Linked DNA regions of Homo sapiens: region 2 is linked to region 1. Evidence: chromatin contacts called from ENCODE Hi-C or POLR2A ChIA-PET data. All regions are on one chromosome and are shown on one strand. The core of a region is the stretch at or near the end of the contact, and the rest is flanking DNA. Distances in the headings are between cores, read along the strand shown.

Region 1 (7,229 bases), core at 2,397-4,896:
CTTCTTTTGTTGTGAATTAATAGTTGTTCCGGTCTAAAGAGCACCTGTGGGAAAGTTATTATGAGTCAATTATCTAAACCAGTGCCATCATGAAACTTTCTGTGACAATGCGTTGTTCAACAGGGTAGCTGGCCACATATGGCCATAAACATTTGAAATGTGGCTAAGGAAACTGAAGAAGTGATTTATATTTAATTTTAATTAATTTAAGTAGCCACAAATGCTGCTGGCTACCAATTAGGCAGCACAACTCTAGATCCTTGCTACTTAAAATGTGGTCTCAAAGAAGCATTGGCATCATCTTGTTAGTTTGCTGGAAAAGCAGAATCTCAGGCCACACCCCAGTCCTGGTGATTCAGAATCTCCATGATTATAAGATACCCCGCTGATTTGTCTGCACATTAACATTTTAAAAGGATATGGTTAGTTTATATTTTTATTTATTTATTTATTCTGAGACAGAGTCTCTGTCACCCAGGCTGGAGCACAGTGGCATGATCTCAGCTCACGGCAACTTCCACCTCCCAGGTTCAAGTGATTCTCATGCCTCAGCTACCCGAGTAGCTGGGATTACAGGCATGTACCACCACGCCCAGCTAATTTTTGTATTTTTAGTAGAGATGGAGTTTTGCCATGTTGGCCAGGCTGGTCTCGAACTCCTGCTTCATGTGATTTGCCTGCCTCAGCCTCCCAAAGGGCTGGAATTACAGGGGTGAGCCACCGCACCCAGCCAAAATGATTACTTTTAAAAGGATATGGATTAGCTGAAAAAAGAGACTGATTAAAGAACATATCGTGTGGTGACCCTTCCAAATTGTAGACACCCACTCTTGAAACTGGTATCCATCATAAGGGGCCTTTTTCTTTCTATCTGTCTCTCTCCCACGCCTTGGACACAGCAGAAAGAGGAAAGGGAGGCCGGGCATGGTGGCTTACACCTGTAATTCCAGCACTTTGGGAGGCCGAGGCAGGCAGATTACCTGAGGTCAGGAGTTCGAGACCAGCCTGGCCAACATGGTGAAACCCTGTCATTACTAAAAATATAAAAATTAGCTGGGCATGGTAGCAGGCATCCGTAATCCCAGCTACTTGGGAGGCTGAGGCAGGAGAACCACTTGAACCCAGGAGGCGGAGGTTGCAGTGAGCCAAGATCATGCCACGGCACTGCAGCCTGGGTGACAACAGCGAAACTCTGTCTAAAAAATAAAAATAAAGAGGAAAGGGAGAGGAGAGAGCCTGGAACAACACTGGGGTGAAAAGAAAATATGCAACATGCAGATGAGGGGTGGGGTGAGAGGAGCATATGTTTCTCAGGAATATTTGTACAAAATAAAATGATGACATTTCTTTAATAATTATTGAAATGGGTGATGGGTATATGGGAGTTCATTGTACTATTCACTTTTGTGTATGTTTGAAAATTCTCAAAATTAAAAAATAGATGTAACTTCAGAGATGATGTGTGTGATAGCCAGCCTCCAAGATGGTCCCAATGATCCTCTCTTCCTGGTATTTGTGCCCTTGTGTAGTTCTTCCATATTGAATCAGGAATTGCATATGTGACCAAAGTGGAGGTGATATCCATCACTTCAAAGAGCCAGATCACTGTGACTTCTGTCTTGCTGTCTCTTGCATCTCTTGCTCTGAGGGAAGTCAGCTACCGTGTTGTGAGGAAACTCAAGCTGTCTTGTGGAGAGACCTTTATGGATAAGAATAGAGGTTTCCTGCCAACAGCCAGCCACATGAATTTAAGTGAGCCTCTATGGCCCCAGTGAAGCCTTCTAATGACTGTAGCTCCATCTAACGCATAACTGCATGAGAAACTGCCAAGCCAGAACTGTCCACCAGACTGCTCTTGAATCTGACCAACAGACACTGTGAAAGGCAATAAATGTATATTGCTGTAGGAAGTCACTAAGTTTTGGGGTAATGTGATTATGCAGCAATAGATAACTGATGCAATGTGATTTCAAGATTCTTCACACCTTGTCCTCCAAAAAGATTACCCTCCTCATCTTTTCAATGATGCCTGAAATGAACAGAACAGAACATCTTTCTCTTTTTTCTTTCTTTCTTTCTTTCTTTCTTTCTTTCTTTCTTTCTTTCTTTCTTTCTTTTTTTTTTTTTTTTTTGAGACAGGATCTTGCTCTGTCACCCAGGCTGGAATGCAGTGACACAAACATGGCTCACTGCAGCCTTGACCTCCAGGGCTCAAGTGATCCTCCGACCTCAGCCTCTCAAGTAGTGGGCACCACAGGTGCGTGCCACCATGCCTTTTTTTTTTTTAAGAGACAGAGTCTCACCATGTTGCCCAGGCTGCTCTCGAACTCCTGGGTTCAAGCAATCCTCCTGCCGCAGCCTCCCAAAGTGCTGGGATTACAGGTGTGAGCCACTGCACCTTGCAGAAAGACCTTTTCACACTATGCATAAGATTAACACGCTAATACTCCTTGAAGAGATAATATATTCACTAAAATTCATGGTAAAACATGTGACAGATATAAATTCTTTTTAAAACTCTTAGCAAGCTAATCTACTGAGACATTAATTTCAGTCTTGATCTTGCTGTTATAAGAGACTGGAACAAATAAAAAGGTAATTTCTTATGGTCCACCATCTCAAGAACAGCTAACATCTTGAATGATAAGGTCTAGGCTCTTCCTGCATCTCTCTCTTTCCTCACCCCCAAACCCAAACAACATACACTAGTAACAGCTTCTTGTTGTTTCAGGGGCCACCCTAAAGAAGAAACCCCTCCACCTCCACCACTGGCCTTCATCTTGAGGATTAGGTAACAGAGAAACTATGTTGCAATTGCTCCATAAGGGGAGTGGGGAGCTGGCACTGGTTTAGGAAGAAGGCAAGTGGCCAGACCTAAGGGCTGAATGACTTCCTCCGGGCTGGGAAGGGTTTCGGAGTTTCCAGGAATGGAAATTGTCCCTGGCTTGTATGCAGTCCGTGTGTGTGTGTGTGTGTGTGTGTGTGTGTGTGTGTGTGTGTGTAGCAGGTGGAGTGGGGAGAGGTGCATGAGGTGTCTGTAAAGGGGTGTTCTGGGGCCTGGGCTCACCAAACACCCCCTTTCCCCTCACTCCTGCGCAGCTGGCTTGCAGGCTAAGGAGCTGTGCCCTTCAGTGGTACCTCAAGGGTCATGAACTAGTAGCATCAAGACGGGGGTGGGGTGGGGGGAACCCCTCCCCCAATTTTTGAGACCCCACAGCCACAGAGAGAAGGGAGGGGGAACCTCAGAATGTGACTAATGAATTTCCCGCCAACATTGGCAGGCGGGAGCTGAGCCAGATTTCTTCAATTTGCGAAATTAAAAGACATGTGACGCCTCTTGCCCGAGTAGGTGCAGCGAATTCACTTTAGTTAGACTTTTCCTGAGAGCCGGTCTGTGTAGCGAGAAGGGTGCTGGGAGATGGGGGAATGGGGGATGGAGGAAGTTATAGCGGAGCCTAAGGGGCCAGTGCCGCTCTTCCTGCCAATTTTCGTCTTTAGCTCAGCGTCCGGAGCTCGCTGGTTGAGGGAACGACCCCGCGCGCGTCCGCCCGGCCGGCTCCGACACAAACACACGCACGTGCGCCCCGCCCCCGCCGCGCGCACGCGCCCCGAGGCTCCGGCGGCGGCGACGGGCGCGCGCGCGGTGCTCGCTGCCCCCACGCCGCTCCCTCCGCTGGGATCGCTGCGCCTCCGGCTCCCCGCACCGATCCGCGCCAGGCCTGCGGACCTGGAGGCAGCGACCGCGGTCGGTGGGCTCCGGCGGGCTCAGCGGTCGAGGCGGTGGCAGGGTGAGCGGAGCGGGGCCCCGCAAGTCCCCGGGAGGCGACGGTGCCGGGCGCGGGCCCCTGCGTAAGGTGGGCGCAGTGACAGGCCGGCCGGTGAGGCGCCGCCGGGAGAGGCCGCGACGGAGCTCCCAGACCGGCCATGGGCTGAGACACGTCCTCGCCGAGCAGGTGCAGTGACCGGAGGCCCCGGGGGGAGCCCGCCCCTACAGGCCCCGGGGACCCTCAACCCCGACCGGACGCGTCCTACCCAGCCCGGTGCCCTGTTGACCTTCCCTCAGCTCCTCCCAAAAGGCACACCGACCCCACCTCCAAACCCTGCCCGTGCCATCCCTGTGACTCCCAGCAGTCCCTGCCATCCTGTGCATACCTGCAGCCTGCACCCCTGTGACCCCAGCCCAGTAGGCCCTCGGGCCACCTCCTCTTCGGCCGATATTTACAGCCCACTGCCTGCACAGTGCCTGGAAACTACCCAGCATCTCTCTCTCCTAGCCCAAAGGGGGTGGAGGTAAGGGTGGGAGGGGAAGTGGGAGAGGGTGTCCTTCCCTCTGGAGTCCTTGGTGACCACAAACCCATCCTCTTTCTCTCAAGTGACCCTTCCGTACCCCACCAGAACATGCCCGGGTGACCTCCTCCCAGATCTTCCTTGTGGCCTTCCTCGCCCACTCCAGTGACACTATGCACCCCCACCGTGACCCGAGAGGCCTCTGGCTCCTGCTGCCGTCCTTGTCCCTGCTGCTTTTTGAGGTGGCCAGAGCTGGCCGAGCCGTGGTTAGCTGTCCTGCCGCCTGCTTGTGCGCCAGCAACATCCTCAGCTGCTCCAAGCAGCAGCTGCCCAATGTGCCCCATTCCTTGCCCAGTTACACAGCACTACTGGACCTCAGTCACAACAACCTGAGCCGCCTGCGGGCCGAGTGGACCCCCACGCGCCTGACCCAACTGCACTCCCTGCTGCTGAGCCACAACCACCTGAACTTCATCTCCTCTGAGGCCTTTTCCCCGGTACCCAACCTGCGCTACCTGGACCTCTCCTCCAACCAGCTGCGTACACTGGATGAGTTCCTGTTCAGTGACCTGCAAGTACTGGAGGTGCTGCTGCTCTACAATAACCACATCATGGCGGTGGACCGGTGCGCCTTCGATGACATGGCCCAGCTGCAGAAACTCTACTTGAGCCAGAACCAGATCTCTCGCTTCCCTCTGGAACTGGTCAAGGAAGGAGCCAAGCTACCCAAACTAACGCTCCTGGATCTCTCTTCTAACAAGCTGAAGAACTTGCCATTGCCTGACCTGCAGAAGCTGCCGGCCTGGATCAAGAATGGGCTGTACCTACATAACAACCCCCTGAACTGCGACTGTGAGCTCTACCAGCTGTTTTCACACTGGCAGTATCGGCAGCTGAGCTCCGTGATGGACTTTCAAGAGGATCTGTACTGCATGAACTCCAAGAAGCTGCACAATGTCTTCAACCTGAGTTTCCTCAACTGTGGCGAGTACAAGGAGCGTGCCTGGGAGGCCCACCTGGGTGACACCTTGATCATCAAGTGTGACACCAAGCAGCAAGGGATGACCAAGGTGTGGGTGACACCAAGTAATGAACGGGTGCTAGATGAGGTGACCAATGGCACAGTGAGTGTGTCTAAGGATGGCAGTCTTCTTTTCCAGCAGGTGCAGGTCGAGGACGGTGGTGTGTATACCTGCTATGCCATGGGAGAGACTTTCAATGAGACACTGTCTGTGGAATTGAAAGTGCACAATTTCACCTTGCACGGACACCATGACACCCTCAACACAGCCTATACCACCCTAGTGGGCTGTATCCTTAGTGTGGTCCTGGTCCTCATATACCTATACCTCACCCCTTGCCGCTGCTGGTGCCGGGGTGTAGAGAAGCCTTCCAGCCATCAAGGAGACAGCCTCAGCTCTTCCATGCTTAGTACCACACCCAACCATGATCCTATGGCTGGTGGGGACAAAGATGATGGTTTTGACCGGCGGGTGGCTTTCCTGGAACCTGCTGGACCTGGGCAGGGTCAAAACGGCAAGCTCAAGCCAGGCAACACCCTGCCAGTGCCTGAGGCCACAGGCAAGGGCCAACGGAGGATGTCGGATCCAGAATCAGTCAGCTCGGTCTTCTCTGATACGCCCATTGTGGTGTGAGCAGGATGGGTTGGTGGGGAGATTCTGCCCCAGGAGAGGTAATGCACCCCTGAAGGATATGAGGGGATGGAAGAGAGGGCTGGCTGCCCAAGGGAATGGATTCCTCCTGACCTCAAGGGAATTGGTCCCAGGTACAACAGAGAGCAAGACCCCAAACAGGGCGTGGCTGCCACGATTTTCAAATGGGGGTATATTAATCCTCAGGCAAATGCTACACCCGTACCCAAAGCCCTGCCAATTCTCAGTGTGGTAGAGGAAGAGAAGCATGTCTGAGTTGGATGGGAATGAGGAAGGAGTGAGGGGAAGAACAGATTCCCTAAACTTTCATGAGGTCATCCCTAGCTCCTTAAGAGAAAAACATTTAGAAAAAAAAATTTTTTCTATCTCTGCCCACCCACACCTGTGATGTTGTGTGTGTTGGGGGAGCTTCCACAGGAGCCACACTGGGGAAAAGCTGTAGTATCTTCTTTGTTTAGCAAGTCAAACTTCACAGCTGGGGAAGTTGAAAACCTTTGGAAAATGAGTCAGGAAAAGGCTGAGACCTCAATCGGTAACAATTCCCCAAAGCTGTTGTAAGACTTTGCATTAAAGCCTTCCTTTTTCCTGATGTGCCCTGGGTGGATGGATCTTTGCAGGAGCCTGGCCTGCTGCCTTTTAGTTACAACAGCAATGTGGGATGTGGTATCTGTGCCTTGTCCTGGGACCAATGGCACAGAGGGTTATAGCATGAACTGAAGGGTCCATGTCACAGCATAGGTGCCAGCACGAAACTTGTAGATGGGGGGTGAATTCCAGATAGGCTAATTCCCTGGTTGGTGAAACCCTTGGTTAGTATTTGATTCCCAGCATCTGTGTGTCAGGCCAGAGTGGGGGCTGCTGAAGGCAGAGCTTTTATGGATGCCTGCCACAGACGTGGTACATGGGCCCACTTCACGATAGAAGGATGAAGGTAAATCAGCCTCTATTATGTAGCATCCAGCTGGACCTAGCTGATTCTCAATGTATGCCATCTCTTCATCCAGTCTCCTTATCAAGCTCAGGTGGGATTCTGAATTTTCCCTAATATGCTGCTCTGTAAAGGGAGGAGTCCAAGAAAGCCTGGCCCCAGCTGGCTTAGAGTAGGCTTGGCGATAGTGAAAATCCAGTATATATCTCCTCTGTGTGGACAAGGTTGCCTTGCTCCTCTCAGAGATACCACCTCTGCTGCAAAGTCAAAGCATGGGGTTTTGACATCAGAAGGGTTGGAATTGGGTGGTCTCTACCCCAGAATGGCAATTTGGAGTGCAG
Region 2 (6,486 bases), core at 329-2,828, 6.9 Mb before region 1:
CTCTGTCTACACCCAGAAGCCTCAGGGCCTTCAAAGACCTACTCAGTGTCTGCACTGTGCTAAACCCTGGAGACAACGAAGTGGATTCTCTCCCATTTGTATTCTCATGACATGGTCACTTTCACCCCATGAACTCCGAGGTTATTCTGTGTAAATTTTTCTCAACTAGACTTTGGCTCATTTGGGGTCCAGGGCCCAGTCTCCTGCACGGGTAATAGCTAGGGGTAATCAAGTCTTCGCTACAGAAATGTAGGACAGCGGCGTTGTGACGATATTCCCACCACGCTCCGCGCCGCTCTCCAGCCCCAAGACCCCTCGTTTCCTTCAGGGACCGCCCTTTGGTGCTTCCGCGACGCTGGAAACCGGCAGAGATTCCTACCACCGTATTGCCTGCAGCCTCCAGTCCTTTTTCGGGTTTCTTGTACCCTGAGGCCCTGGTGGGTCTGCCTATCCTCCTTCAGGGCTCGTCCCTTCAAAAAAAATCTGCACGCCTCTCCCCACCATCGGATGACAACTCCAGTTGCCATCGGTGCATCCTGTGTTTACGGAAAGTGGCCCAAGAAAGCCCTCAAAAGTATACCTTAAAGGCCATCTTAGGGCAGTGAAGACACACCCTTTCTGGCACCAGCCCGCCCAGCCGGCTTCGCACTTAGAAGCAGCCAGTTTTTTCTTTGGGGGAGGGCGGCCGCCTCTGCGCGGAGCAAGCTAAGCCCCAGCGTCCCCAGGAGAAGGAGCCCCGAACCCGGAGGCTGCCCCCGCCGGAACCGGGGCCGCGGCGGGAACGGAGGCCCGGGAGGAGGCCCCGGCGGAGCGCCCCAGGGGAAGGGGAGGAGCGCGCCTTTCCTCAGGGCACGGAGGGCGGAGGGAAAAGGAAGGAGAAGGAGGTGACGGCGGTCGCAGGGAGGGGAGCCAGGCTCAGGGATGCCGGCTCAGTCCCGGGGCCGCCCCCGCTGCTGCAAGCCCCCTCCTCCCGGCCCCGAGGCTTCCCAAGCACCGCCTCTCGGAGCCCCCGGCCCGCTCGGCCTCCGGGGCGCGCAGCCCCCGCCCAGGGTCCGCCCACCCCCCTAAGCAATGCCGCGCTCCAGCCCCTCGGCGCTCCCTTCCCCCGCCCCCCGTTACTGCGCTCCCTCCATTTCCAAACTGCGTCGTCTTTTAAGCCGCGCGGCTCTGCCAGCCCACTCCACGCGGCGCCGCTTCCTCCTCCGCCGCCTCCCGCTGGCCGCGGTCGCCCTCCCGACTTCCTCCTCTTCCCCTCGAGGGCTCCCCGAGCCCCCTCCCCGGGCGCGCCGGACACTCACCCCCTTCCCCATGGTGGCGGTGCTCAGTGCCCGGCGCCGGGTCCTGTCGCTGGAGAATCAGAGAGAAAAGCACAGAGCAGCTCCCGGCCGAGCGAGCGGGACCAGGGGAGCCAAGTGGAGGGAGCTAGGGCTGCCGCGGGGCGGGAGGGTGGGAGGGCGGCCGGCGGCTCGGGCCGATGCCGCCGCCGCTGTTGCTGCCGCCGCCCGGGCTGCTACCGCTGTTGCCACGTGTCCGCCTCCTCCCGCCGCTGCTCTGCGCCCCAGACCCCGCCGCAGCTCCAGCCCGCGCCTCCTCCTCACTTCCTAAAATATGCAACCTGCGTGCTGGCCCCGCCCACGCCGCGAAACGTCACCGTTACCGGAGCAACCTGACACCGGCCGTGGGCCTGGCTCCGCCCCCTCCCGAAACCCCGCCCACGGGCCCGGACAGCGCCTGCTGCGGCCAGTCCTGGCTCCCGGCAGGAGGGCGCCCAGGTCTGGGACAAGCGTGTCCACCGTGTCCCGGGAGGGCTGCGGGGCGCTCCTGCTGGCTGAACAGCGGGGACTCGGCGGCCTTGGCCCTCCCACGCCCCTCCTCCCGCTGCCCTGCATGACCCGCCTACTATGTAGGGCCCAGGAGGTCCGCAGTGGGTGCGGTACGGTCTCGGAACTGGGCTCCCCCAGTCGCCGCCGACCCGGCACCAGAAGTCGTGGGCGGAACGGCTTTTCCAGCGCTTCGGCGATCTCCTCTGGGACTCAGGGATGCTGGAGGGGGCTGGCGCTCGGGTGTGATTGCAGCCAGCGCCTGACTGAGGGACTCCGCCCCTCTGTGGAATCCAGGCCCCGCGCCCACCTGCGGATGGCCTCCCCGGGCGCTTGGTGCTCTCAGAGTGCCTCCTGTGACTTGGGGTCCTCTTTATCCACTTCCCGCTCCGTCATAGCTGGAATCGATCTGAACTGGCATCGCCAGAAGTTTCAAGCGCCCTCCTCCCACCACCTCTCTTTCTTCGAGATTCCAAAATGAGAATCTGAAGGGCGACCAGCGAATTCATTCACGCTATTGTGTGAATGTAACCTGCTTGTCCAGTTTGGGGATTCTCTTTTTAGGGAAGAAAAACCTGAAACCCAAAGGAATGCGTATCCTTAGCTAGAGGAGCTAAATCAAGGGGGAGGCGTTTGAGGACTTGCCAGGTGCCTCTCCACGCCTCCACCTGTCACGGCAGCATCTCCAGCACAGCCTTGGGTTCTCTGGGGGGGCCCAGGAAACCACCACTCTCCCCGGAGATCCCTGGTTCCACTGCACTTTGGGGCTTCTCTGTCATTATAGCTTTTGCTTCTTAGCAAGAGGCTGCAATGGCTGAAGTTCTCCAACATTTTAAAAAACAAAGTATTATTAACAAGGTTTGCAGGAAGTCAAGTACTCTGGGAAAGGCCAGGATATTGACTTTCTAAGCAAAGGTTCCTAAGTTAAAGCCAACTCTATCAACTTCAAGTATTCATGTAGCATGAACAAACAAGGATATGAAACTGGAAAAAATGGAGAAGGAAGGAAAGAAAGGAAAAACTAGAAACTGTGTTGTCAGTTACATCATTAGGGTAATTCTCATCCCTTCTTACAAGATAGTTTCTTACACGAGTCTCTTCTCCTCAAGAATGTATTGTTAAAGGTTGATGTCTCCTACAGTGATCTAGAGACTTGGTTCAATCATTCTAGGCCATAGAGAGCAGAGGAATTGTAAATAGAATTCAAAACCCTGACTGCCTGGAGAAGAGCCCCCAAATTCAGAACAGAATTCCTTAGACTGTTAACAGAGGGTTACAGAGTGTTCGGGGATCCATCTCTAAGCTTCTAGAAAATGCTTTCTTTACATGCTTGATAGCCTCAGTTACTGTACTTTGTAAGATGCTTTTGCTTGCTAAAGATAGCTTGTTTAAGATTAATTACTCCTGGGCCAGGCACTGTGGCTCACGCCTGTAATCCCAGCACTTTGGGAGGCCGAAGCGGGCGGATCATGAGGTCAGGAGATCAAGACCATCCTGGCCAACCTGGTGAAACCCCGTCTCCACTAAAAATACAAAAAAAAACTAGCTGGGCGTAGTGGCACATGCCTGTAATCCCAGCTACTCGGGAGACTGAGGCGGGAGATTCGCTTGAACCACAGAATCGGAGGTTGCAGTGAGCTGAGATGGCGCCACTGCACTCCAGCCTGGTGACAGAGTGAGGATCCATCTCAAAAAAATAAATAAATAAAAATAAAAACAAAGATTAATTACTCCTTGGGCCCTGGTCTGAATGGGAAAAGTGCCGCGGCAACAACTAAATATATAAAGCACGGGTCGGAACAACGTAGATTTCTCCTGCCAGCTGATCTCCTTTTTCTCCCCTCATAAGTAAAATTCTCATTCATTCACTCAACAAAATAACCCTGATAGATCAAGGCACTTCCCTTTGTATCTAGAGCTATTTATTTGGCAACTGAAAATTGCTGAAGGTCCTTTCAGGAGGATCCCAGAGTTCTAGCTGTGTTCCGGTGTGAAGAAAGGGCAAAAAATATAAGAAACATTATCTTAAATCTGTATTTTGCTTTTGATGCCACACAGTAATTTCAGATGCACAGTGCCCTTGAATTCTCACAAGTCTTTGAGGTAAAGAAAAAGGTAAGGCATGACCAAGTCTGAGGCGCAGAAGGAAATCTCAGATATGAGAGAGACACCTTGGAAAATGGGTAAGCAAAGGAGGAAAAGTCCTTTTTTTTTTTTTTTTTTAAGAAAAAGCCTTCTTTTCTTCCCTTGGAAGAGTGGCTTCTGAATGAAATGAAACCTTATAGATGAAACATCAAGCTCCCTCATTTTATGATGAAGAAACTGAGGCCCAGGGAGTAATTGGTATTGAATATTCCAAGAATAGTGGCAAGACTTTCAGGTAGCTTTTCTAACTCCAGTGCAGGGGACAAATTTGGATTCTAGAAGAGAGGGTGAAGAAAGCAAAGGCTCTCTATTCTGTCTGCTGCTTATCCTATCAACTCTTTTCAAGCTTCTAACTTGGGGCACAGTTAAACTGATTGGCCTGGAGACTCAGCATTTATAGACCTTAAGGCTGCCAAGTATGGATAGCTTCGAGGAGAATTTGATCACAACTGTGGATGGTTGCTCCAGTCATTGTGAATAGAGTCAGCAGATGTATGAAAAATATGATGCAAGTCAGTTTTTTGAGCCAAGAACGCTAGCACTTTGAGTATTTGCTGAATTGAATAAACACATCATTGCAATTAAAGGCTTTAAAATATGAGTTGGAGCCCACACCAACTTAGCATTTTCCATAGGACACAAAAATTTTGGGGATCTATGAGCTAGAGATCTGGAAGGACAGAATTTTCTTTGGCTTTGTGTGCTCCCGAGTTAGCATGGAAACAGTCATAAGCATGCATCTTTATCCTTTACCTATTTCCCACATTATCCAGAATTTTCCACGTTACCCAGAAAGCCACTCTTGCTGCTTTAAAGTCAACTGTCTTCATCATTCAAAGTTCCCCCTAGCCATTATCTGTGCCTCCATTGCAAATCTCTGTGCCTCCATTGCAAATCTATTTCCTTTTCTTCTGTTCAGCAGCAGACATATCACCTGTCTTTAAAAGCACAGTTCTGGGTGCATTGCTGACTATCAAAATCTGTCAGCAAATAATTCTGACTCCTATAACTTTTCCTCCCAGACTCTCCATTCTTACCTTTTTTTTGGTTTGTTTTTTTTGAGATGGAGTCTTACTCTTTTGTCCAGGCTGAAGTGCGGTGGTGTAATCTCGGCTCGCTACAACCTCTGCCTCTCGGGTTCAAGGAATTCTTGTACCTCAGCCTCCTGAGTAGCTTGGATTACAGGCACGCACCACCGTGCCAGGCTAATTTTTGTATTTTTAGTAGAGACAGGGTTTCACTATGTTGGCCAGGCTGTTCTCGAATTCCTGACATCAAGTGATCTGCCTGCCTCAGCCTCCCAAAGTGCTGGGATTACAGGTGTGAGCCACCACGCCGAGCCATTTCTTTCTTTCTTTTTTTTTTTCTTTGTTTTGAGACGGAGTCTCGCTCTATCGCCCCAGAATGGAGCGCAGCCGAGCCATTTCTTTCTTTCTTTTTTTTTTTCTTTGTTTTGAGACGGAGTCTCGCTCTATCGCCCCAGAATGGAGTGCAGTGGCGCGATCTCGGCTCACTGCAAACTCCGCCTCCTGGTTCAAGCGATTCTCCTGCCTCAGCTTCCTTAGTAGCTGGGACTACAGGCGCCTGCCACCACACCTGGCTAATTTTTTGTATTTTTAGTAGAGACTGGGTTTCACCGTGTTAGCCAGGATGGTCTCGATCTGCTGACCTCGTGACCTGCCCGCCTCTGCCTCCCAAAGTGCTGGGATTGCAGGTGTGAGCCACCGCGCCCGGCCCCCGAGCCATTTCTTAATCCTTTTGAAAGCTCCTTAGTATTCTTTTAAACATATTTTCTCCTGTTAGTGGTGGTTGAAGACTTCAGGTTGTGCCTCTGGGAAACTGGGAAATTTGAAAGAGTCTGCATTTACTTGGTAACTATTGTAGGTTATCACCAACCACAACAGAATCAAGTCCTTGGTGTTTTACTCAGCATCCTTTTAACCCAGCTGCCCTTTAAATAATTTGCTGTTATTAATAGCGGTCTTCGTAAATAAAGCAGTAATAAAGGATTCTTTAGTTGTTTCCTGTGTGTTTTATACCAGATCCTGAGCCAGGATTCTGCCTTCTCCTTTAGCACTCTCTGCCAATACAGTTCTACTCCCCTTACCCTAGTTCACAACACTATGTGATGTTACAATATCCTACATTTAAAAACTCACCAATTGTTTTCTGCAAATCAACAACTACCGAGGCATTGCAACAAAAAAAAAAAAAAAAAAAAAAGAAAATCAAATGGTAACAAAGAAGGGATCTGGACTGAAAAATATTCCACTGCCAGAGTCCCATCTTCATCCAACCAGCAGAGACACAGCTTCAGGCAGCCTTACAGCTCAGAAAGGGCAAGCCCAAAGCTGGGAAGAGGTGGCGGGAGGTAACTGGCATCTAACCCTTCCTGCTCTCCAGGGGGCACAACCACAAGCACTAAGGAAATAAGTGCCATCATCGTGGTGGATAGATTTGCTATTCTTGGCCTTAAACTCTTCCATGGAAAAACAATTGAGAGAGTTCTTTGGAAGTTGGT

Evidence for each region. Hi-C counts contacts between places; a loop is a spot of excess contacts on that map. ChIA-PET counts read pairs that join two places held with the same protein, here RNA polymerase II (POLR2A). Pooled maps may share reads with other maps.
Region 2: a loop to region 1 is called in a pooled map, with 3 times the contacts of the local background. The contact joins the promoter of ATP1A1 here to the promoter of AMIGO1 in region 1. A Hi-C loop is called at or near these places in 1 of 50 pooled maps. POLR2A ChIA-PET finds 5 or more read pairs at or near these places in 2 of 52 experiments (GM10248 and OCI-LY7).

What each region holds. Positions count from the first base shown.
Region 1 is chr1:109,506,144-109,513,372 of GRCh38, reverse strand. It overlaps AMIGO1 (adhesion molecule with Ig like domain 1), which reads left to right and starts at 3,646. Exons shown (of 2, transcript NM_020703.4): 1 at 3,646-3,953; 2 at 4,374-7,229. The coding sequence starts at 4,461. The coding sequence ends at 5,942. LOC105378893 (a long non-coding RNA gene) reads left to right here. Exons shown (of 3, transcript XR_001738179.2): 3 at 2,732-2,771. RefSeq lists silencers at 3,643-3,762, 3,823-3,972, 3,983-4,042.
Region 2 is chr1:116,368,336-116,374,821 of GRCh38, reverse strand. ATP1A1 (ATPase Na+/K+ transporting subunit alpha 1) reads right to left here and starts at 1,578. Exons shown (of 23, transcript NM_000701.8): 1 at 1,299-1,578. The coding sequence starts at 1,310. RefSeq lists an enhancer at 202-321 and silencers at 692-991, 1,422-1,951.